Linked DNA regions of Homo sapiens: region 1 is linked to region 2. A link is a loop called in an ENCODE intact Hi-C map of the cell type or tissue named here. Cell type or tissue: PC-9. All regions are shown on one strand. Each heading gives the region's core, and the rest is flanking DNA. Links, peaks and the distances in the headings are about the cores only. Region 1 holds the start of LOC101927191 (a long non-coding RNA gene). Region 2 has its middle 15 kb from the start of LINC01504.

Region 1 (12,256 bases), core at 1,689-9,688, 290 kb after region 2:
AATCTCCCAGCACTTTGGGAGGCTGAGGCAGGTGGATCACCTGAAATCAGGAGTTTGAGACCAGCCTGGCCAAACATGGTGAAACCCTGTCTCTACTAAAAGTAGAAAAATTAACTGGGCATGGTGGTGGGTGCTTGTAATACCAGATACTCGGGAGGCTGAGGCAGGAGAATCGTTTGAACCTGGGAGGTGGAGGCTGTGGTAAGCCAAGATCACACCATTGCACTCCAACACAGGGGACAGAGTGAGACTCTGTCTCAAAAATAAAATAAAATAAAATAATTGTCAATATTGTTGGTTATGAAATGCTATCTCATTATTGTTTAAAGAGGCATTTCCCTTGATAACTAGTGAGGTTGAATTTTGTTTTCCAGATGTGCATGAGCCATTGGTTTTTTTCTGTTATGCATTTTCTATTCATATACTTTGACCACATGATATGTGCCTGGTCATAACCCATCAAACTCTTCTTTCTCTCAGATACTTCACTTTATGGAAATCTTTTTCACGTTTATCCCTCAAACCCAGAATTTTGAGTGTCATACCTGTTCTAACATAAATTTGAGGAAAATGAAGGCTAATTCAGAATAAAGAACTATATAAGCAGATGGACAGTGTGTTCTCCTCTAAATAGGGGTGCTAGGATAAGAGGCGGTAGGATAAATGCACAGCCTCAAAATCCACCACCCACTAAAGACCTCACAGTACATGATGACATTAGCATGCTGTGCCAGCATTTCTACCTACCACGATGACCTGGAATGAAGGACAAAAGGGGCAATTGTTAAGTCCTGTGCGTAAACTTTGGAAGAGAACATACCTTGCTTTAAACCATTAAGGGGGCAGGCAATAGATTCCTGTACAGGGTGGCTTAGCCAAAAGTGGCTGGTCTTGTTCTCATTTATATGGTTTATAATGATTCTAAATCATTCTCGGAGAAAAACAGACTCATTTCATCTCCCTTTAATTAGGATTTCTGTTACTGCAATATTTTAGTGGCATTTATGTCAAATGTTTTCTTTTGAGAACTTCTCCCTTTTACTGTCTTTTTTCTTTTATTTTAAACTTTTATTTTAGGTTAGGGGGTACATGTGAAAATTGGTTACATAGGTAAACTCATGTCAAGAGGGTTTGTTGTACGGATGATTCATCACCCAGGGATTAAGCTCAGTACTCAATAGTTATCTTTTCTGCTCCTCTCCCTCCTCCTACTTTCCACCCTCAAGTAGACCCCAGAGTCTGTTGTTTTCTTCTTTGTGTTCATAAGTTCTCATAATTTAGCTCCCACTTATATGTGAGAACACGCAGTATATGATTTTCTGTTCCTGCGTTAGTTTGCTGATGATAATAGCCTCCAGCTCCATCCATGTTCCTGCAAAAGCCATGATCTTGTTCCTTTTAATTTACTTTTTGCTATTCTGATTAGAGAGTGGCCATGCTCCATGCTCCATATGGATATTCTTTGGAAACAAAGCATTTTTGAAATGGTAGGATTGGGGCTAGTAAAAGAGAACAGAAAGAATTGTGAACAGGGTCTCCTCCAGTACAGATGGTTAAAGAACACAAATAGGGAAGTGTGATGAGTGACCTCCATTTAATTGGGCGCCCAAGCTCTTGGCTGCTCCAGCATGGGTTGCCATCCTGACTGATCCCTTGGCTCAGAAACAGATATGGTGCTATCAGGAAAGCAAGGCCAATATCTGAATATTGCAGCAGAGACTGCTCCCATTTCAGAAAGCAACCCAGATTAAAGTTGATGATTCAGTTTCAATAAATGCTTCCTTTTTTATAAAAGGCATTTAACATCACTCTTTCCCCTGGTAATATGGAATTAGCTTTTGGGATCAACTGGAAAATGTCAGAGGGCGATTGTAAAAGGCCACCTGCTAACCACAGGAAGCTGGGCTGATACAGAATGCCAGGTTAACTTAAGGTCGATAATGGTTACTTCCTTGTCACTTTTTACATGCATCCTTGCTCTGCAGTGGGGGTCATAAGAAGTAAGATGCATGCAAGGTGAATTTCTAGAAGTCAGCTTCTCTGAGAAGTATTCTCTGACCATACATTCCTACTAGTCCCCACATACGCTGCTGATCTCCCCATCTTCACCCCCATTGTTGAAATTGCTCCCTCATTGTAACTGTTCACTCATCTGTCTCCACCATAAAGCTTAGGCTCCTAGAAAGTCAGGACCAGAGCTAGTACAGTGCCCCATGTTCTTATGGAATGATTTTAGTGCCTTGAGTTTGGTGTGGTGACCAGAGCTGGTGGCCAACTGTCGTGAGGCCCCAGTCCTTCTTTTTGTCATGCTTTCCCTCCCAGCCCCTCCTTGACCACTCTTTCACCTCCATCTTTCTACTTATATAGAGACAAATAATAAGATGCTTGTACAAAGGGTGTACTTGTATTATCCCATTTGTGTTGATATTCCACAACAGCAAATTAGGTTTTTTTGTTTGTTTGTTTTTTGATGGAGTCTTGCTCTGTTGCCCAGGCTGGAGTGCAATGCGTGATCTCGGCTCACTGCAACCTCTGCCTCCCGGGTTCAAGTGATTCTCCTGCCTCAGCCTCCCGAGTAGCTAGGACTACAGGCACCCACCACCAAGCCCGGCTAATTTTTGTATTTTTAGTACTGACGGGGTTTCACCATATTGGCCAGGCTGGTCTTGAACTCCTGACCTCAGGTGATCTGCCCGCCTCGGCCTCCCAAAGTGCTGGGATTACACGTGTGAGCCACTGTGCCTGGCCTGATAAGGTTTAAAGATTAAATACCATGTCGTTAAATTTGCAAATCTCTCGAATAGGAAAATCAGGAACAATGACAACATTCGGAGCTTCCCAGAAGGTAACAACTATGGGGAGTTTTGTGGGCATCTGAGAGAAGCACACACACAGATGGTTTGCCTTTCATTGGTCCATTCTTGCCCAGAAGGCGACACTAACTGAAACAAAGAAGCCTCATATGAGAAGGACATGGGGTCACAGCAGCTTTTGGGGTGGCCCTGGGTCCTTGATCTGGTCTTTCTCTGGCTCATTTTGTATTGCTCACTTTGTTACTTCACAATCCAGGGCTTGTGACATTTTTCTTCTCTGGAGTGGAAATGACAGAGCTGCAGAACACAAGTTTCTGATTGGTTCCTATGAGTCAGGAAAGAGGGCCAGTTGAAACTGGGCTCACACACACACACACACACAAACTAGGCTCACATGTGTTTTCCCATCAGCTAAACAAGTTTTCAGAAGTACAGAAATAACTCGTTGGGGAAGGGGACCCAGGACAATGACAATGTTTTTGATGGTAATGTCTGCAGAAGTAAGGCAGGTTTCCTCTGTGCCTGAAAAGATGGCACCATTTGAGGAGATGGCATACTCGTGGTGGAATCTTCATTAAGATGTCAAACTAAGCTGTAGGAAATCAACTCTAGAAAACAGCTCTAATGTGAGAAAACATATATCCAGTTTTATAGAGCAAGAGCTGTGATCATGGTGACATTTAACAACTGTATTAGTTGGCCAAGAGGGTAAAAATATACTTGACCTCTTAGAGCACCATAAATACTCTCAGCTTGTGGGCCAACTGTGTCATGGTCTTTTTTCTAGCCCCTCCTCTTTCTCCCTTCCTTCTTGTCTCTCTCCTCCTCTCTCTTCCCTCCCCTTTCTCCTTTCTGACCCTCTTTTCTCTTCTCTATCTTCTCGAACCTTCCCTTCCTCCTCTCCTTTAGGTGCTCAGCACCTCTTTGATTCAATAAACATTTACGGAGCTCCTTCTTGTGCCAACGACTGTACACAGAGCTGGGATGTCAAGATGAATCAGTTACATTTCCTGCCCAATGCCAAGGGATGGCTTGATGGGTTTTGACCAGCCCCTCCCTGGACTCCCAATTTCTTTTTTTTTTTTTTCTTTTTTTTTTTTAGACGGAGTCTTGCTCTGTTGCCAGGCTGGAGTGCAGTGGCACGATCTCGGCTCACTGCAGTCTCTGTCTCCCTCCCAACTTCAAGCGATTCTCCTGCTCAGCCTCTCGAGTATCTGGGATTGCAGGCATGCGCCACCACACCCAGCTAATTTTTTTGTATTTTTAGTAGAGACAGGGTTTCACCATGTTGGCCAGGGTGGTCTGGATCTCCTGACCTCGTGATCCACCCGCCTTGGCTTCCCAAAGTGCTGGGAATACAGTCATGAGCCACCGCGCCCGGTGCCCTGGACTCCCAATTTCTACCTCCTGGAACGTGCTTTACTCACCAGCCTTGGTGTTATTCTGCAATATGGCCAACTGGGATTTTTTTCAATCTTACAGAAATTATTCTCGGAAATGTTTGCTATTTTTTTTTAATGAAGCTACAGCATACAATTTAAGGATAAATAATGTACTTACTCTGCAGCTATTGTTTCAAGTCAAATCCGCTGATTACTCCTCCAAAATTCTTTTCTTAATAAAATCTCTGACCCTTTCCTCTTCCTGTTAGAACTTCTGGAGCTACCATTGTTCCTCCTCTTGGGCTGCTCATAACCTAGGGGAGTCACAGTGAAATTACTTGCTTTAAAATTCTTTAATCACTCTGCGAGTTGTTAGGAAAAGCTGACACATCTGATTTGGAAACTCCCACTCCAGTGGACTGTTGTGCCTCAGCACACAGGGACGGGTGGAGCAAAGGAACAAGAAGCCAAAAACTCTCAGGGCACTTACTATGATTGTGTAAAAGAGAGACTCATCAATTAACACAGGTACTGGCAAGTGCACTTCATAATGCCTCCATTTCTAGACAGATCAAAAACAGTGTGCCCTGTCAATAAATGCTGAGTTTCTGTAGCAGCCTGATTGAGATCAGCTAACCTTTAGGCCAAAAGCGGGATTCTTCCTTGCTGAAGCTTTTGGCAAAGCATATTGAGCTTCATGCCAGGGATTAGATTAACTCTTGCAAAACTGGTTCACCAGGAACAATGACTCAGTGTTTTTTTTTTAGTATCCGGCATATTGTGTGGAGCAGCTATAAATATATTTACAAGCTGGAGTTTCAAGGGAGGGGAGTAATAGCTTGCTGAAAAACATGCCAACTGAGTTATGGGTCTTCACGCAGCCAGCATGCTGTGTTTTGGGCTCTGCCTCTTGTAATTTTTAGAAATTAATTAGTTTATTCTTTATTTATATTTATTTATTTATTTATTTTCAGATGGGATCTTACTCTGTTGCCCAGGCTGGAGTGCAGTGGTGCGATCTCGGCTCTCTGCAACCTCCGCCTCCCAGGTTCAAGTGATTCTCCTGCCTCGGCCTCCTGAGTAGCTGGGATTTCAGGTATGCCTCACCATGCCTGGCTGATTTTTGTATTTTTAGTAGAGGCAGGGTTTCACCATGTTGGTCAGGCTGGACTTGAACTCCTGACCTCAAGTGATCCACCTAAGGGTACTGGGATTACAGGCATGAACCACTGCACCCGGCCTGTTGGTTGTAATTTTATTTTCCTCCTCAAGGACTTTGAGCACATTATCTTCTCTTTAATAACTTGTTTCCACCCTCCTTTGTGCACGCGCGCACGCGTGTGTGTGTGTGTGTGTGTGTGTGTGTGTGTGTGTGTGTATTTTCTGATCTCCCTACGGGGGCAGAGAGTCTCAAGCAGGTATGTCCATGTTATTAACATACTGTCTGCTTATTAACTAACTGCACCAATGATGAAAGCCAACTGACAAACAAGTGATGCTCTTATCCCTCCTTCGCAAGCAATGAATCTGAAAGCCAAGAGAAGTTTTCCTTTCAACAGGAAGTGTTTTGGAGTCCGAACAACTCTGCATTTAGACAGTGCAGCTTTTAGTTACAGATCTTGGCAATGGGGCAGGCAGAGGGAGCGGCAACTACAGACTTTGCCGTAGGACTGTTTTCTATGGAGTGTGTGTGCTCTGACGAGCTAGTGACAGGAGGGAGGTTACAAAAGCATTTACTGAAATAAGGATTTCTAATAGAGGAGCTTTTTAAAAGTATTAAATATGCTAATGTGCCTAGGGCATAGTCAACAAAGAGTTATAATACATGTCATTTTTCATATTTATCAAGGAAACCATGTCACCCGCAGCCTTTCTCAATTTCTGGCATTCTGAGAAACACACTGTAGTGGTGCCTGAGGGTCTGGGGAAAGAAGAATAGAATGAATGGGGCATCTCAGAATCGTAAACTCCCCCAGTTGTAGTTCCTTTCGATGTTGGTCGTTGGATGAATTTCCAGTTTCTACTATTGTGGTTGGATTGGGGAGAGTAGCTCAAATTGGGAATTGCTTTTTGAGGATCTAGGGCTTCTGGAATTCTCCCAGTTTCTTTTTACCTCTTTATGCTATCTTGTCTACTTTGAAAAATCAGTAGCATCCATTTGATTGCAGAGCTGAATCTTTCTATACAGTGAGGAGTTGTAATCACATTACTTATAACCTGCTTATTTAACTTTTTAAAGGTGCAAGTCATTGTAACCTAAGTATTTACTCACACTGATCCTTAATATACTCCCCTTTCTTATCTGCAAGCTTCTTTCTCTGGTTTCTCCTAACTCTGTTACTGCTCATGAGTTTAAAACTTTGTCTTCTCAGTTCCTGGCTTCACCTGTTTGGTCTCTGCTCTCCAGGACTCTGCCTTGGAAATCTGACTCACACTTCTATATGTCCCTGGGGCTCAACTTCGGGCCTGGCGCCAGAATCACCCAGGCTCCAAGCAAGCCTTGTAGACTCCACTCAGTCCTTTGACTCAAGGAAATCTCCACTTCTAAATGGCTCTCCGGTTGATTCTGATGCCAGTCCAGGGTTGAGAACCACCGCTTTAGCTTCTAGACACACAGCCCCCTCCCCTTTTTCCTGGAGCCCCTCTTGGGTCATGATTCTATTTTCCCTATTTCTGTACTCAGAAGGGATAAAAATGGAAGTGTATGTGAAGTTGCTACTACGTCCCAGGTGCTTTAAATATGTTATTTTATTCAATCTTCACAACAGTCTTATGCAGTCTCTATTTTTATTTTAAGAATGAGGAAAACAATACTTGGGTGCAGTGGCTTATGTTTGTAATCCCAGCACTTTGGGAGGCCAAGGTGGGTAGATCACTTGAGCCCAGGAGTTCAAGACCAGCCTGGGCAACATGGCATAACCCTGTCTCTACCAACAATACGAAAATTAGCCAGTCTCATAACCTGGTCTATAAATAAATAAATAGATAAAAATTTAAAAATAAAATAATTTAAAAAGAAAAGAATGAGGAAAACAAGATTCAGAGAGCCTTGGTCATCTTCCCAAAGGTGCACAATTAAGAAATGGCTAAGCAGGGGTTCTGACTCAGATCTGTCAGCATCTACAGCTTTGCTATTTAAAAGAGCGTGGTCCGTGGACTAGCAGAATCAGTGTCACCTGGGATCTTGGTAGAAACACAAATACTTGAGTGCCATCTCAGACGTACTGAATCAGTTTCTTCAGGGGTAGGGTCCAGGAATATGCATTTTATGAAGGCCTCTAAATGTTTCTCAAAGTTTAAGAAGCATGGGGAACTATATCTTTTCCTACTATATAGTCTTATCTCTTTCCTTGTTTCTTTACTCCAAAGTATTGCCTTATTTCTTTCCCAGAAACCTCACTATCAGCTCACTGTGCAGCCTTACTCATATCTTCCTCAACCAGCAGTTTTATTACACACACCCTTCTCATTTCCTCACATTGCTCATGGTATCTGACTGAGTACAGGGATCCAACCTGGCTTTGGGTTTTGCACTGTCTTGCCTCAGTCTCTTAATTTCTTCCTATGTACATTTTAAGATATTGAAGACACTAACTTCCAAACCTCTTCTCTAAATCTGACAGTGAAGCAGTGTGTGTGTGTGTGTGTGTGTGTGCATGCCAGTGCATACACCACACATACAAGCACATACACAGAGTTAAGTTTGGTCACATTTACTTCATTAATTGATATATACCACAACTGAGAAAAACTTACTGGCATTCTGCTCCAAGCTTGAATTCCCAGACGAAAAACAAACAAGCAAACAAACAACTCCTCCTTACACAAAAATATCTAGTGGCCTTGGAAAATTCCATTTAACATTAAATTGTGTCTCTTCAAAGTGAAGCAGGGTGGGCAGATTTTTGAACATGAATCTACTGATAACACAACACCTCTTCAAAACTAGAATCTCATTCAGGGTTAAATGATGTCCAAGTCAAACCTGAGATGCTAGCATGATGCCCCATCCTCAGTCAGAGGTTTCAGGGTGGCAAACAACTTTTGCTCACTCTCCTCTGCCTCTCTCTATATTTGCAGAAAGTCCAGCTTTCACTGCAAAAGTTCGATAACTCTGTAAAACAGTTTGATCCTAACTTCAAAAGAATTTTTATGCTATTTGGAATACATAAAAAATGAATTTATTCCAATACTTTAGCCCCATAAATAATGCATAATGATTGGTGAAAGATTAGCATTTTGGAGTTCAAGTACTTAAAGCTTTCTTGGATGGATAATGCATCACCCTTAACTAGCATAAGGGGAAATAGAAGGTTGACAAGGAAAACTTAATTTAGGGTTCTTTATTTATTTTTCTCTAGTTATGTTTACCTTCCCAGGTTGTTTTATTAATGCCACTTTTCACAAGGATATTTCATGAATAAATATCAGGTTGTATCTCTGGCCATCTGTGATGATCACGTTTTTATTTTTAATGAGTTGCTCATGGATTATATCCTAACTGGAATTGCAGTCAGTATATTGAGATGCATTGACTCCATTTCTGTCTTTCATTCTTCTTTCTCAATGTATTCTCACTGGATTAGCACTCTTAGCCCTGAGGACTCTTGGGCCAGTTTTATTACTAAAAGAAGAATTACAGTTTTGCTACACAGTGACCTTGCAAGAAGTATCAGCACAGCTCAATTTCAAATTCTCCTCAAATATCAAATATGTTCTTGGTATATTTTGCTTAGCAGTTTATTGCCTTCTCATCTCCACTGTTTTTCCTGAGTAACAGCTCAGAAATCTATAAATAAAACTTAATAATGGGGAGTGACTCAAAAGTCTGGTTATTTTTATTAGTAAACTATTTTAGGGGTGAACACTTCACATTTTACATTCTCATGCTCCACAGTGCTGAAAATAGTCTGAATTTTTTTTGTGTGTTAGGTTGATGAGAATATTTTTGAGATGACTAGCAGAAAACAGAATCATTAAAACAGTGCTATCAGTTTTCATGTTGAATAACTTTACAGGAAATGATAGCATCTTTTTTTCTTTTTTTGAGACGGAGTTTCGCTCTTGTTGCTCAGGATGAAGTGCAATGGCGCGATCTCGGCTCACCGCAACCTCCGCCTCCTGGGTTCAAGCGATTCTTCTGCTTCAGCCTCCCGAGTAGCTGGGATTACAGGCATGCGCCACCATGCCTGGCTAATTTTGTACTTTTAGTGGAGATGGGGTTTCTCCATCTTGGTCAGGCTGGTCTCTAATTCCCGACCTCAGGTGATCCACCCGCCTCAGTCTCCCAAAGTGCTGGGATTACAGGCGTGAGCCACTGTGCTCAGCCGATAGCATCTTAACAATAAACATGCAAAGATTTGTAAATGTTGGCAAACAGCAAGAAAAACATATTTAGAAAATTGTGCTATGCTTTAATGTCCTGTCTGTACGATAATTTACTTAGCTCCCTACCTTCCCCCCAGCCCACCAGAATGTTTAAACTGAAATTTAAAGCACAGTTGATCTTGGCTTGGATAGGCAGCCTGCATATTAACTGAGGATTTAGTTAGTATCCAGGAGCAGATCTACTTCTCAAAGTGAGATTCACATAGCCCCCTTGGAAGCTTTCAAATAGATTGACTAGCCTTTTAAAATTCCTCTTCTCCCCTTTCTTATTGCCCCCGCCTTGTCTAGCTGTATGCTAACTTGCTGCATAGAATCCTGAATTTCTGGATTTCTACATTTCTAGCTCAATGAATGGGGTAAATCAAAACTTAATAACACTCTTGATTTTGAAAAGCTTCAGTGCTTCATGTAAGACTTTTTGAGAAAAGATCATTTTCATTTATTTCTGTTTTATTTCTAGCTTAATGATTAAATGTAAGCTGTTCAATACCTTTTTCAATATCCCACTTGTTAAACCCACACTAAACCTCAGAAATATTGAGTCAGTGATCTAAATTTCCATTCAAAATTTCCACAAAGCAGAAGCATAAATGTTTTCATTGTCATTACAAATAAACAGACAGGGCTGGGCGCAGTGGTTCATGCCTGTAATCCCAGCAGTTTGGGAAGCTGAGGTAGGCGGATCACTTGAGGTCAGGAGTTTGAGACCAGCCTGGCCAACATGGTGAAACACTGTCTCTACTAAAAATACAAAAAAATTAGCTGGATTGGTGGTGTGTGCCTGTGATCCCAGCTACTCAGGAGGCTGAGGTAGGAGAATCACTTGAACCTGGGAGGCGGAGGTTGCAATGAGCTGAGATTGTGCCACTGCACTCCAGCCTGGGTGACAGAGTGAGACTTCATCTCAAAAAACAAAAACAAAAACAAAAACAACCCCTTCCCCTCCACGAAAGAAAACCCCAAATAAACAGACAAATGAAAGCAATGAAAACAGGAAAATAATTTTGACACCTACTTCTGGGATGTTATGTTATGCTTTGCATTGGTTCTATTTATTAGACATGTTCCCATCTTTATTATTTAAGAGCAGATAAAATAACCTCACTACATTAATCTCTTTTGCTCTGCCTCTTTCCATATGATTCTTCACTAGCAGTTCCCAAAACAAAAAAATTGTGCACCAAAATCCCAACTGAGACTCAATTGTTTGCTGACTCAACAACTCTAATGAGAAATCTTATACAAGAGCTTTTGTTTCAAAAGGAAGTGCCAGGAAAATTTTGCTTCCCTCAAGCAATGGCATGTTTTCTTTTTCTGGACAGTGAGAACCATGTAATTAAACATATTTTCCTTTGTGCTTTGGCTGTCAGGAAACTCAGAGCCAAACTTGTAGCCCAAGTTTTATGGCTATGTAAGACATTATGGCCCATATATCTGGACTCTTCCTTTCTCCTTGGTATTGATCTTCAGTCTTGGCTTTAGTTTACAAAATATGCCATTATAAAAAATAACAGTATCTGTAGGCTGTCTGAAATTATTATGGAAAAAGTAGTGTACAAATAAATGAATAAGTCAATTGTTTGAAAAACAATGCATTTGTATCAGAAATAACTTTGTGAGTGGTCTTCAGGTTCCTAGTCTATTTCATTTTGATATATATTTCTTGTGGGTTTACCACGTGCCAGACAAAGATGTTCCTGGCAGGGGGGTTAATAATGTTAACAGTACTCAGTCTTTCTAGTGCCTTACAGGCTATAGAAGGAGAAAGAAATACAAAACAAACTAAAATAGGTATTCAATTGCAACAAAAGCAACTTGATGTAGGGGTACAGGGGAAGGAATAATTCATTCTACAGGCCTTTAAAAGATAAAGAGGTATTTCAAAGGCAAACAATGGAGAGAAGATCATTCTAAGCTAAGGAGGTTGCATGAAGAAAGCATAATGTCACTACTTTTTTTTTTTTTTTTGAGACAGGGTCTGGCTCTGTTACCCAGGCTGTAGTGCAGTGATGAGATCACAGGTCACTGCAACCTCCACCTTCAGGGCTCAAACCATCCTTCCACATCAACCTCCCAAGTAGCTGGGACTACAGCTGCATGCCACCATACCCAGATAATTTCTTTTATTTTTTGTGGAAACAGGGTTTTGCCATGTTGCTCAGGCTGGTCTTGAACTCCTGAGCTCAAGTGATCTGCCCACCTTGGCCTCCCAAGGTGTTGAGATTACAGGCATGAGCCACCGCACCCAGCATAATGTCATCAAATTGAAGTGAGAAATGGGAATGTCACTACCAACCATAAGTAATAAACAATAGATTATCATTAACTTTGCTCCTAGAGAAAGACAAGTTTATTTAGAGGTGAGGCGAGTAGAATTTTTTTAAGGGAACTTCTGGGTAATTTAACACCATGATCCTTCTCGAATGCCTTACAACGTAAAAATGTAGTTCTCCTTTTTCTTTTCTTTTCTTTTTTTTTTTTTTTTTTGAGACAGGGTCTCGCTTCGTTGCCCAGGCTGGAGTGCAGTGACACAATCTTGGCTCACTGCATCCTCCGCCGCCTGGGTTCAAGTGATTCTCCTACGTCAGCCTCCTGAGTAGCTGGGATTACAGGCGTGCACTACCACGCCTGGCTAATTTTTGAATTTTTAGTAGAGATGAGGTTTTGCCATGT
Region 2 (10,418 bases), core at 2,335-10,334:
CCTTTTTAATTTTCAGGAAATTATCAACTATTCCTTCAAATATAGTCCTAATTCAAGGATGACCTTTCCTATTCATTATTTTTTCACTCCTTCTCTTGCCCATCTTACCCTGAGAAGGTAAATACCCTGACTTGTCTGGCGTCTAACAGTCCCATGGGAAGAATATGACATTTTCCACAATTGTATTTCAGACCTATGTGTGTAACAGGAGGTTAAAGTTGAAGTTCCTCAAGATATAACTGTGAATTTCCAATGTGTGGTCCCAAATCACCACGTGCAGAGTTTAGAGGAAATCTGGCCTTTGCCTATTTTAAAATTAGTGATTTATCAGTCCTATTGTTGAATTGTAAGTATTCTGTATATATTCTATACAAATCTCTTATCAGACATATTATTTGCAAATATTTTTTCTTACCATGTTGGTTGTCTTTTCACATTTTTGATGGTGTCCTTCGAAGCACAAAAATTTTAATTTTGGCCAGGCGTGGTGGCTCATGCCTGTAATCCCAGCACTTTGGGAGGCTGAGGCTAAGGTTAGGAGGTCGAGACCAGCCTGGCAAATATGGCAAAACCCCATCTCTACTAAAAATACAAAAATTAGCTGGGCGTGGTGGCAGGTTCCTGTAATCACAGCCACTCTGGAGGCTGAGGCAGGAGAATCCCTTGATTCCCTACTCGGGAGGCAGAGACTGCAGTGAGCCGAGATTGTGCCACTGCACTCCAACCTGGGTAACAGAGCAAAAAAAAAAAAAATTAATTTTGATGAAGTCCATTTTGTTTATTTATTTATTTAATAACTTGTGCTTTTGGTTTTGTGTCCAAGAAACCACTGCCTAATCCAAGGTTACAAGGATTTACTTCTGTTTTCTTTTTATGCTTTTATAGTTTTAGCACTTTCATTTCAGTCTATGATACATTATGAGTTAATTTTTTTATATGGCGTAGAAGTCCAACTTCACTCTTCTGCATATGGCTACCCAGTGGTCTCAGTACCAGTTGTTGTCCCAGTACCACTGAATGGCCTTGCACCCCTGTTGACAATCAATTGACTACAAATGTGAGAGTATTTCTAAACTCTTAATCCTATTCTATTCATTTTTCTGTCTACCTTTATGCCAGGACCATACTATCTACATTACTACAGCTTTCTAGTAGGTTTTGAAACTGTGACATCTGAGTTCTCTGGCTTTGTTCTTTTTCAAGATTGTTTTGGCTATTGTGAGTTCTTTGAATTTCTGTATGAATTTTAGGATCACTTTGTCGATTTCTGCAAAAAAGGCAGCTGGAATTTTGATAGGGATTGCATTGAATCTGTATGTCAATTTGGAAAATATTTTTATCTTAACAATATTAAGTCTTCTAATTTGTGAACTTGAGATGTGTTTTCATTTATTTCCATCTTCTTTCATTTCTTTTAGCAAGGTTTTAAAAGGCAGCTATGCTCACCACTATATCAGCAACACCACATGACAATAGTACTTTCTAGTTTTCAGTGTACAAGTCTTGCCCTTCTTTTGTTAAATTTATGGCTATGTATTTTATTCTTTTTGGTGCTATTATAAATGGAATTATTCTTTAAATTTCTTTTGCATATTGTTCATTGCTAATGTACAGAAATATAAGTGTATCTTGTACAATGATTGTACATCTTGCAACCTTATTGAACTTGTTGATTAGTTCTAACAGTTTGTGTGTGTGTGTGTATGCGTGTGTGTGTGTGGATTCCTTATCATTTTTTACATACAACATCATGTCATCTGCAAATGGAGACAGTTTTATTTCTTCCTTTCCTATCTGGATGCCTTTTTTTTTTCTTGCATAATTGCTCTGGCTAGAACTGAAAGTACATTGCTGAACAGAAGTGGTGAGAGAAGACATCCTTGTGTGTTCCTGGTCTTAGGATGGAGCAGCTAGTCTTTCACCTTTGGGTATGATATTAATTGAAGTTTTTCATAGATGTCTTTTGTCAGGTTTAAGAAGTTCCCTTCTATTTCTAGTTTGTTGAATGCTTTCATTATTAAATACTGTTGAATTTCATCAAATTTTTTTCCATATCTACTCTGATGATCATGTAATTTTTGTCCTGTATTCTATTAATATAGATTATTACATGACTGATTTTCAGATGTTGAACATTCATGGAAAAAAATCACATGTCATGGTGTATATTTGTATATGTTGCTGATTTGGTTTGGGTTTGCTAGTGTTTTGTTGAGGACTGGACATGGAGTCTTTGATACATATTTGTTGAATGAATGAATGAATGAATGAATGTTTAGAGAGGGAAGGCCTTACTCATATAGGCAAGACCTACAATACATGCACATCATTTTGGGAAATTCAAGGATATCAGATTAAGTAGCCCTGAAGAGCTTAGCAAGATATATTATTGCAGAATCACCATGTGGAAAGGAGGTAGTTACATTGAAGCAGACAGAACAGTGATCAGAATCAAAAGATGGGGATGATAGCCTTACTTTGCTAATTCCTAGCTAAAAATCTTATGTATTTAACTTATTTTAACAGGCTCCGTTTCTTCATCTGTAAAATGGAGGTGACATGTTGGGGGTAAGCTTGGGAAAGAATTATATTTAATTTAATAATCTTGCAGATACCTTCTAGCTCTAATAATTTATAATTATCTAAAATGCCATGTGAAAAATAACAGATGTTGGTGAGGATGTGGAAAAAAGGGAACACTTGTGCACTTTTGGTGGAAACGTAAATTAATATAACCTCTGTGGAAAACTATACAGAGATTTCTCAAAGAACTGAAAATAAAACTGCCATTCAATCCAGCAATCCCACTACAGGGTATCTACCCTAAAGGAAAACAAATATTATATCAAAAGATACCTGTACACATATGTTTATCATAGCACTATTCACAATAGCAAAGATAAGGAATCAACCTAAGTGTCAATGGATGATTGGCTAAAGAAAATGTGGTAAATATACATAATGAAATACAATGCAGCCATAAGAATGAATGAAATCATGTCTTTTGCCACAACATGGATGGCACTGGAGGCCATTACCTTAGGTGAAATAACTCAGAAACAGGAAGTCAAGTACTGCACATTCTCATTGACAAGTGGGAGCTGAATAATGTGCACTCATGGACATAGAGTACAGAATAATTGACATTGGAGACTCGGAATGGTGGGAGGGTGAGGTGGATGAGGAATGAGAAATTATTTTATTTTATTTTGTTTTTTTTTTTTTGAGACTGAGTCTCACTCTGTCGCCCAGGCTGGAGTGCAGTGGCACAATCTCGGCTCACTGCAAGCTCCACCTCCCAGGTTCACACCATTCTCCTGCCTCAGCCTCCCGAGTAGCTGGGACTACAGGTAACCGCCACTTCGCCTGGCTGATTTTTTGTATTTTTAGTAGAGACGGGGTTTCACCGTGTTAGCCAGGATGGTCTCTATCTCCTGACCTCACGATCCGCCCGCCTCAGCCTCCCAAAGTGCTGGGATTACAGGCGTGAGCCACCGTGCCCAGCGGAATGAGAAATTATTTAGTGGGTACAATGTACATTCTTTGGGTGACAGTTACACTAAAAACCTGGACTTCACCACTATGCAATATATCCATGTCACAAAACTGCACTTGTACCCCTGAAACTTACACTAATAATAATAAAAAGAGAAAACAGCTTACAATGCATTTCCAAAAGTAAAATAAAAATAAAATGCCATGTGAAACTCAATTTTAAGGAGAACATTTTATATGTTTTTGTAGTTCTCATTTAATGTCTCTGGAGTAGTTATGGGGAGAAAGATGATAAATGATTTTAACACAGTATAAAAATGTAAAGTCTATTTATAGGAGCACAGAAAAGAAAGTGGCTAGTCCTCTTTAAGGGAGTATGATTAAAATTAAAGAAAAGATGGCACTTGAGTTGGGTCCTGAGACATGAATAGGAGTTTGCCAGCTAGAGAAGGCGGAGTAGAGAGATGATATTTTTCTGTTTCTGCTACTACATCTCCTAAGTTCTTACTTTAAAATTTTTAAGAGGTAAATATTTTACTTGCTACTGAAATGTTTTTATAAATACTTTGTGAAAGAAAATCCCTTGGTCTAGAAAGGAATTTTGTATCTACAGAGAACTCAATAGTGTATTCTTATCTTGCTGCTGAAGTCTGAATTTTCTGGACTGGGTATGTGATGGAAGTAAATTTGAACAGGCAGTATATAAGTCCACTTTCATACTGCTGATAAAGACATACCTGAGACTGGGCAATGTACAGAAGGAAGAGGTTTATTGGACTTACAGTTGCACGTGCCTGGGAAGGCCTCACAATCATGGTGGAAGGCAAGGAGGTGCAAGTCATGTCCTACATGGATGGCAGTAGGCAAAGAGGGAACTTGTGCAGGGAAAGTCCTGTTTTTAAAAACCATCAGATCTCATGAGACCCATTCATTATCACAAGAACAGCACAGGAAAGACCCACCCCCATGATTCAATTACCTCCCACCAGGTCCCTCCCATAACTTGTGGGAATTATGGGAACTACAGTCTGAGATTTGGGTGGAAACACAGAACCAAACTATATCATTCCGCCCCTGGCCCCTCCCAAATCTCTTATCTTCACATTTCAAAACTGATCATGCCCTCCCAACAATCCCCCAAAGGCTCAACTCATTTCAACATTAACTCAAAAGTCCAGAGTCTAACGTCTCATCTGAGACAAGGCAAGTCCCTTCCACCCATGAGCCTGTAAAATCAAAAGCAAGCTAGTTACTTCCTAGATACAATGGGGGTACAGGCAATGGGTAAATACAACTATTCCCAATGGGAAAAAATGGCCAAAACAAACAAACAGGCCCCATGCAAGTCCAAAATCCAGCAAGGCAGTCAAATCTTAAAGCTCTGAAATGATCTCCTTTGACTCCATGTCTTATATCTGAGTAATGCTGATGCAAGAGGTGGGTTCCCATGATGCTGGGCAGCTCTGCCCTGTGGCTCTGCAGGGTACAGCCTCCCTCTTAACTGCTTTCATGGGCTGGTGTTGAGTGTCTACAGCTTTTCTGGGTGAACTGTGCAAGCTGTCAGTGGATCTACCATTCTGGGGTCTGGAGGATGGTGGCCCTCTTCTCACAGCTCCACTAGGCAGTGTCCCAGTAGGGACTCCATGTGGGGGCTCCAACCCCACATTTCCCTTTCATACTTCCCTTGCAGAGGTTCTTCATGAGCGCCCCACTTTTGCAGCAAACTTCTGCCTGGACATCCAGGCATTTTCATACATCCTCTGAAATTTAGGGAGAGATTCCCAAACTCCAATATTTGATTTCTGTGCACTGGCAGGCTCAATACCATGTGGAAGCTGCCAAGGCTTTGGGCTTGCACCCTCTGAAGCAACAGTCCAAGCTGTACCTTGGCCCCCTTTAGTCATAGCTGGAGTGGCTGGGACACCGGGCACCAAGTCCCTAGGCTGCACACAGCAGAGGGACCCTGAGCCCAGCCCATGCAACCATTTTTTTCCTCCTAAACCTCCAGGTCTGTGATGGGAGGGGTTGCCATGAAGACCTCTGACATGCTCTGGAGACATTTCCCCCATTGTCTTAGGGATTAACATGCAGCTCCTTATTATTTATGCAAATTTCTGCAACTGGCTTGAATTTCTCCCCAGAAAATGGGATTTTCTTTTCTTTTTTTTCTTTCTTTTTTTTTTTCGAGATGGAGTCTCACTCTGTCACCCAGGCTGGATTGCAACAGCACAATCTCATCTCACTGCAAACTCCGCCTCCCGGGTTCAAGTCATTCTCCTGCCTCAGCCTCCTGAGTAGCTGGGATTACAGGCACCTGCCACCATGCCTGGCTAGGTTTTTGTATTTTTAGTAGAGGCTGGGTCTCACTATGTTGGCCAGGCTGGTCTCAAACTCCTGACCTCGTGATCCACCTGCCTCGCCCTCCCAAAGTGCTGGGATTACAGGCGTGAGCCACTGCGCCTGGCCAGGATTTTCTTTTCTATCGCATTATCAGGCTGCAAATTTTCCAAATTTTTATGCTCTGCTTCTCTTATAAAACTGAATGCCTTTAACAGCACTCAAGTAACCTCTTGAATGCTTTGCTGCTTGGAAATTTCTTCCATCAGATACCCTAAATCATCTCTCTCAAGTTCAAAGTTCCACAAATCTCTAGGGCAGGGGCAAAATGCCACCAGTCTCTTTGCTAAAACATAACAAGAGTCACCTTTGCTCCAGCTCCCAACAAGTTCCTCATCTCCATCTGAGGCCACCTCAGCCTAGACCTTATTGTTCATATCACTATCAGCATTTTTGTCAAAGCCATTCAACAAGTGTCTAGGGAGTTCCAAACTTTCCCACATTTTCCTGTCTTCTTCTGAGCCCTACAAACTGTTCCAACCTCTGCTTGTTACCTAGTTCCAAAGTCACTTCCACATTTTCGGGTATCTTTTCAGCAACACCCCGCTCTACTGTTACCAATTTACTGTGTTAGTTTGTTTTCAGGCTGCTGACAAAGACATACCCAAGACTGGGCAATTTACAAAAGAAAGAGGTTTATTGGACTTACAGTTCCATGTGGCTGGGGAGGCCTCACAATCATGGTGGAAGGCAAAAGTCAAGGAGGAGCAAGTCACATCTTATGTGGACGGCAGCAGGCAAAAAGAGAGAGCTTGTGCAGAGAAACTCCCGTCTTTAAATCCATCAGATCTTGTGAGACCCATTCACTATCATGAGAACAGCACAGGAAAGACCCGCCCCCATGATTCAGTTATCTCCCACTGGGTCCCTCCTACAACACGTGGGAATTATGGGAGCTACAAGATGAGATTTGGGTGGCGACACAGAGCCAAACTATATCAGGAAGTAAGACATATAATTTGGGGGGGCCTTCATTTAATTTATAATTTTCTTTTTTTTCAAGATGGGGTATCACTGTATTGCCCAGGCTAGTCTCGAACTTCTGAACTAAAGTGATCCTCCTACCTTGGCCTCCCAAAGTGCTGGGATTACAGGAGTGAGCCACTGTGCTCAGCCTAATTGGTGGTGGGGAGGAGGAGGCTCTTTAAATGATAATAAAGAGCTGTCAGGTTGCTAATAATAATAAAGGGTAATAATAATAAAGATAATAATAATAGTAATAATAATAAAGAGGTAATGATAAAGAGTGTCAGGTTGGTCTTTAACAGAACGACATAGTTCTTTCCAATTTTATTTGTCATGTCACCACTATTCCATCAGGGGGCAAACTTTTTACATGAAGTTCCTTCATAAATAAGATTTCATGTCCTTTTTCATGGACTTCAATTTTTGTGTATTTATCACTGTCATAATTTGCTTAGGGTGGAGGAAGTAGAAATTATGTAAAAGAAGGCTATTCCTTAAATCATAAAGGACAAGAAATCAGAGAACATGTTCCCCAACAGAATGAAAATAGGTAGTAATGAATGCTCAGCAGTAAGACACCATCCACAAAAGCTGTGTTCAGGCATGAAGGGGTAACGTGGAGATAAGGCAATGACTCAGAAAACCCAGAAAACAGAATGCCCTTTGAAAGCATTTTTGGACCATTTATGTTCAAGTGAAGATTGCTTTGACTTAGACCAAATACAGTAATTGCTTGATTTTTTTTGCATTTAGATATCTTTCCATAGATAAATAATGAGCAGTGTATTCATTATGACTACTTGTATACATCATGGTGGGGTAAGATTATTAGACAAGAATTTAAGGGACTCAACTTAGATTTTTCTCTTCCCTCTCCTTACTTATTAACTACTTCCCTTTGCCGGGTCTTATTTTTCTCAAGCACAAAATGGAGATTTTGTCATTTGCTGACCTCACTGGGTTGTTGAGCTAATCAAGTGAAATAACACATATCAAAGAGGCTATTAAAAGAAGTAAGTTGCATACATGTAAGTTGTTTTTAAAACAAGAAACACTTGATGTCGCAACCATCCTCTTGCTGGTAGGAGACCATATTCTCAAAGGCCACAAGTAAGAGTGCATTGCATAGCCTTACATTTCTTGGAGGGATGCCAGCTGCACTCAACACTTTCATGTAAAAAGCATTTATCACTGAGGCACAAGATCTCAGCTAACCAAAGACTTTTTCTCATTGGAATGGCAAGTGCAGGTCTTGTTAGTGAACCGTGTAAGAGTCAGAAACTAGTCCCCCAAAATTATAGCGGTATTTATATACACATTGTAATTCATGAGCACTTGTTCTGTGTCAGGCACTGGGTTTAGGCACAGGGAATACTTCAGTGAACAAAATAGATGAAAATTAAATGTTTATGAGGTTTCTTATTTGCTCATTTAAAAGCCTTTAGTTTAGGGAAGTTTGCAGTTTCTCTATGTACATATTTACTTAGAAATGATGAGGACATTTCGAATCTTTAAATACAAATATTGATTTTAAAAAATTCATCTCACTCTTGGGCAAAGTTTCATGAAGAAATCAGTTTCATCTGTGCTCAATGCTAGTTATTCAGCATCCATTACCGAGGGTCTAAAAAGGTGGATGTTAAATAGAGTAGCTTCTGGTTTAATCTACATCTTCACCATTTTCCAAGATTTTTTCTCTTTTTTTCTGAAAGTTCTTCTCTATCCCCTTCTTACAAGGACTTGAGAATAAATCACCTCGTAATAAGCATTTAATAATAACTAACACCAGGTGCAGCGGCACATGCCTGTAATCCCAGCACTTTGGGAGGCTAAGACAGGAGGATTACTTGAAGCCAGGAGTTCGAGGCTGCAGTGGGCTATGACTGTGCAACTATACTCCAGCCTGTGCAACAGAGAGAAATTTTGTCTCAAAAAACAAACAAACAAACAATTTGCACAGTGCTTTTAATTCACAAAATACTTTTTTCATTCATAATCTCACTTGAGATGTCCAACAATCTTGTTCCTAGACAATATTTCCATCTTGCAGTTGAAGAAACAAAGGTTCAGGGATAGTAAGCAACCTACTCAAAGGTGCATAGCTAATGAGAGGCATTGCTCAAATTCAACATGCATTTTCTGTATCCAGATCTCAAGACCCTTTCCGAAGGCCACCTCTTTCCTGTTGCTTTAGAAAGTAAACACATCACCAGAGTCTTTGGTGTTCCAGCTTCTTTTTAGGCATGCCTAAGGTCAGATTGTCAAGAAATTTGTTATAGTTATTAAAAAGTTATGAGCAAGTGGGGCGCGGTGGCTCACGCCTGTAATCCCAGCACTTTAGGAGGCTGAGGCGGGCAGGTCACCTGAGATTGGGAGTTCGAGACCAGCCTGACCAACATGAAGAAACCCCGTGTCTACTAAAAATATAAAATTTTTAGTATTGTGTTTAGGGTGTGGTGGCACATGCCTGTAATCCCAGCTACTCAGGAGGCTGAGGCAGGAGAATCGCTTGAACCCGGGAGGCGGAGGTTGCGGTGAGCGGATATTGCACCATTGCGCTCCAGCCTGGGCAACAGAAGCGAAACTCTGTCTCAAAAAAAAAAAAAAAAAAAGTTATGAGCAAGTTTTAAAATATTTCCTCCTTTAAGTTTGAGTGAGTTCCTCAATCTGAGAGTCTAAAGGTTAATGGAATCAATAATTAACACTGCTGGTATAAACTATGCCCCAGGTCTACTTCCTTATTTACCCTCCTCTCCAACCCATACTGCAAAAATGCATCAGTGTAAGATTAGGAAAGGGAAGATTAGGAAAGGGAATTTCTTCCAAGTACTCTGTATGAAAGCTATGTTTAAGTGGAAGAACTTTTAAAACTGACTCTGGTTTTTATTTTATTATTTAAAGTAAGAGATATTAATAGTCAGTGAGGCAACAGATAGAGGTCTAGGAGCGAGGAAGAGCACTGATCATCCATTAAAATCACATATCGAGCAAACTGTACTCCAAGGCTAGGAATGGCCAACTTTAGGAAAAGACTCAGAAAACTAGGAAAAAAACAAATAGGAAAACAACTGAGCTGGTTTAGAATGTGAGGCAGAGCTGGGCATTTACCGACCTTGGGGAGTGTGTCGTTGGGTAATTCACATTTTTGAAATTCTGAGTAACTGGCTGGGCGTGGTGGATCATGCCTGTTATCTCAGCAATTTGGGAGGCCGAGGAGGGTGGATCGCTTGAGCCCAGGAGTTCAAGACCAGCCTGAGCAACATGGTGAAACCCCATCTCTACAAAAAAATACACACAAAAAAAATTTTAGCTGGACATGGTGGTGCATGCCTGTAGAGTTACTCAGGCGACTGAGGTGGGAGGATCACCTGAGCGTGGGAAGTCGAGACTGCAGTGAGCTCTGATCATGCCATGGCACTCCAGCCTGGGCAACAGGGTGAGACCTTGTTGAATGAAAAAGAAAAAAAAAAAAAAGGAATTCTGAGTGACTGTGAGTGATCTTCACGCACTTACTGGTGACCACCTGAACAATGCCCAAGGTGGACATTGGATGTGCATGG

Evidence for each region. A loop is a pair of places that touch in the nucleus more often than their neighbours do. Peaks named below come from ENCODE experiments on the same cell type or tissue, not always from the same donor. Only the 100,000 strongest peaks of a DNase experiment are listed, where the experiment ranks them.
Region 1: a loop joins it to region 2, with 3 times the contacts of the local background. A loop is called at or near these places in 7 of 110 quality-filtered maps.

What each region holds. Positions count from the first base shown.
Region 1 is chr9:72,572,733-72,584,988 of GRCh38, forward strand. TMC1 (transmembrane channel like 1) reads left to right here. Exons shown (of 24, transcript NM_138691.3): 2 at 5,170-5,291. LOC101927191 (a long non-coding RNA gene) reads right to left here and starts at 4,797. Exons shown (of 5, transcript XR_242619.5): 1 at 4,686-4,797; 2 at 4,374-4,509. In PC-9, for the core only: no CTCF peak of the experiment used is centred there; DNase peaks (open chromatin) are centred at 1,859, 4,889 and 6,629; H3K4me3 peaks cover 2,849 bases; H3K27ac peaks cover 7,333 bases.
Region 2 is chr9:72,285,136-72,295,553 of GRCh38, forward strand. No RefSeq gene overlaps it. Among named protein-coding and RNA genes, the nearest start is that of LINC01504, 15 kb to the right of the region's middle. In PC-9, for the core only: a CTCF peak has its summit at 7,312; a DNase peak (open chromatin) is centred at 9,566; H3K27ac peaks cover 554 bases.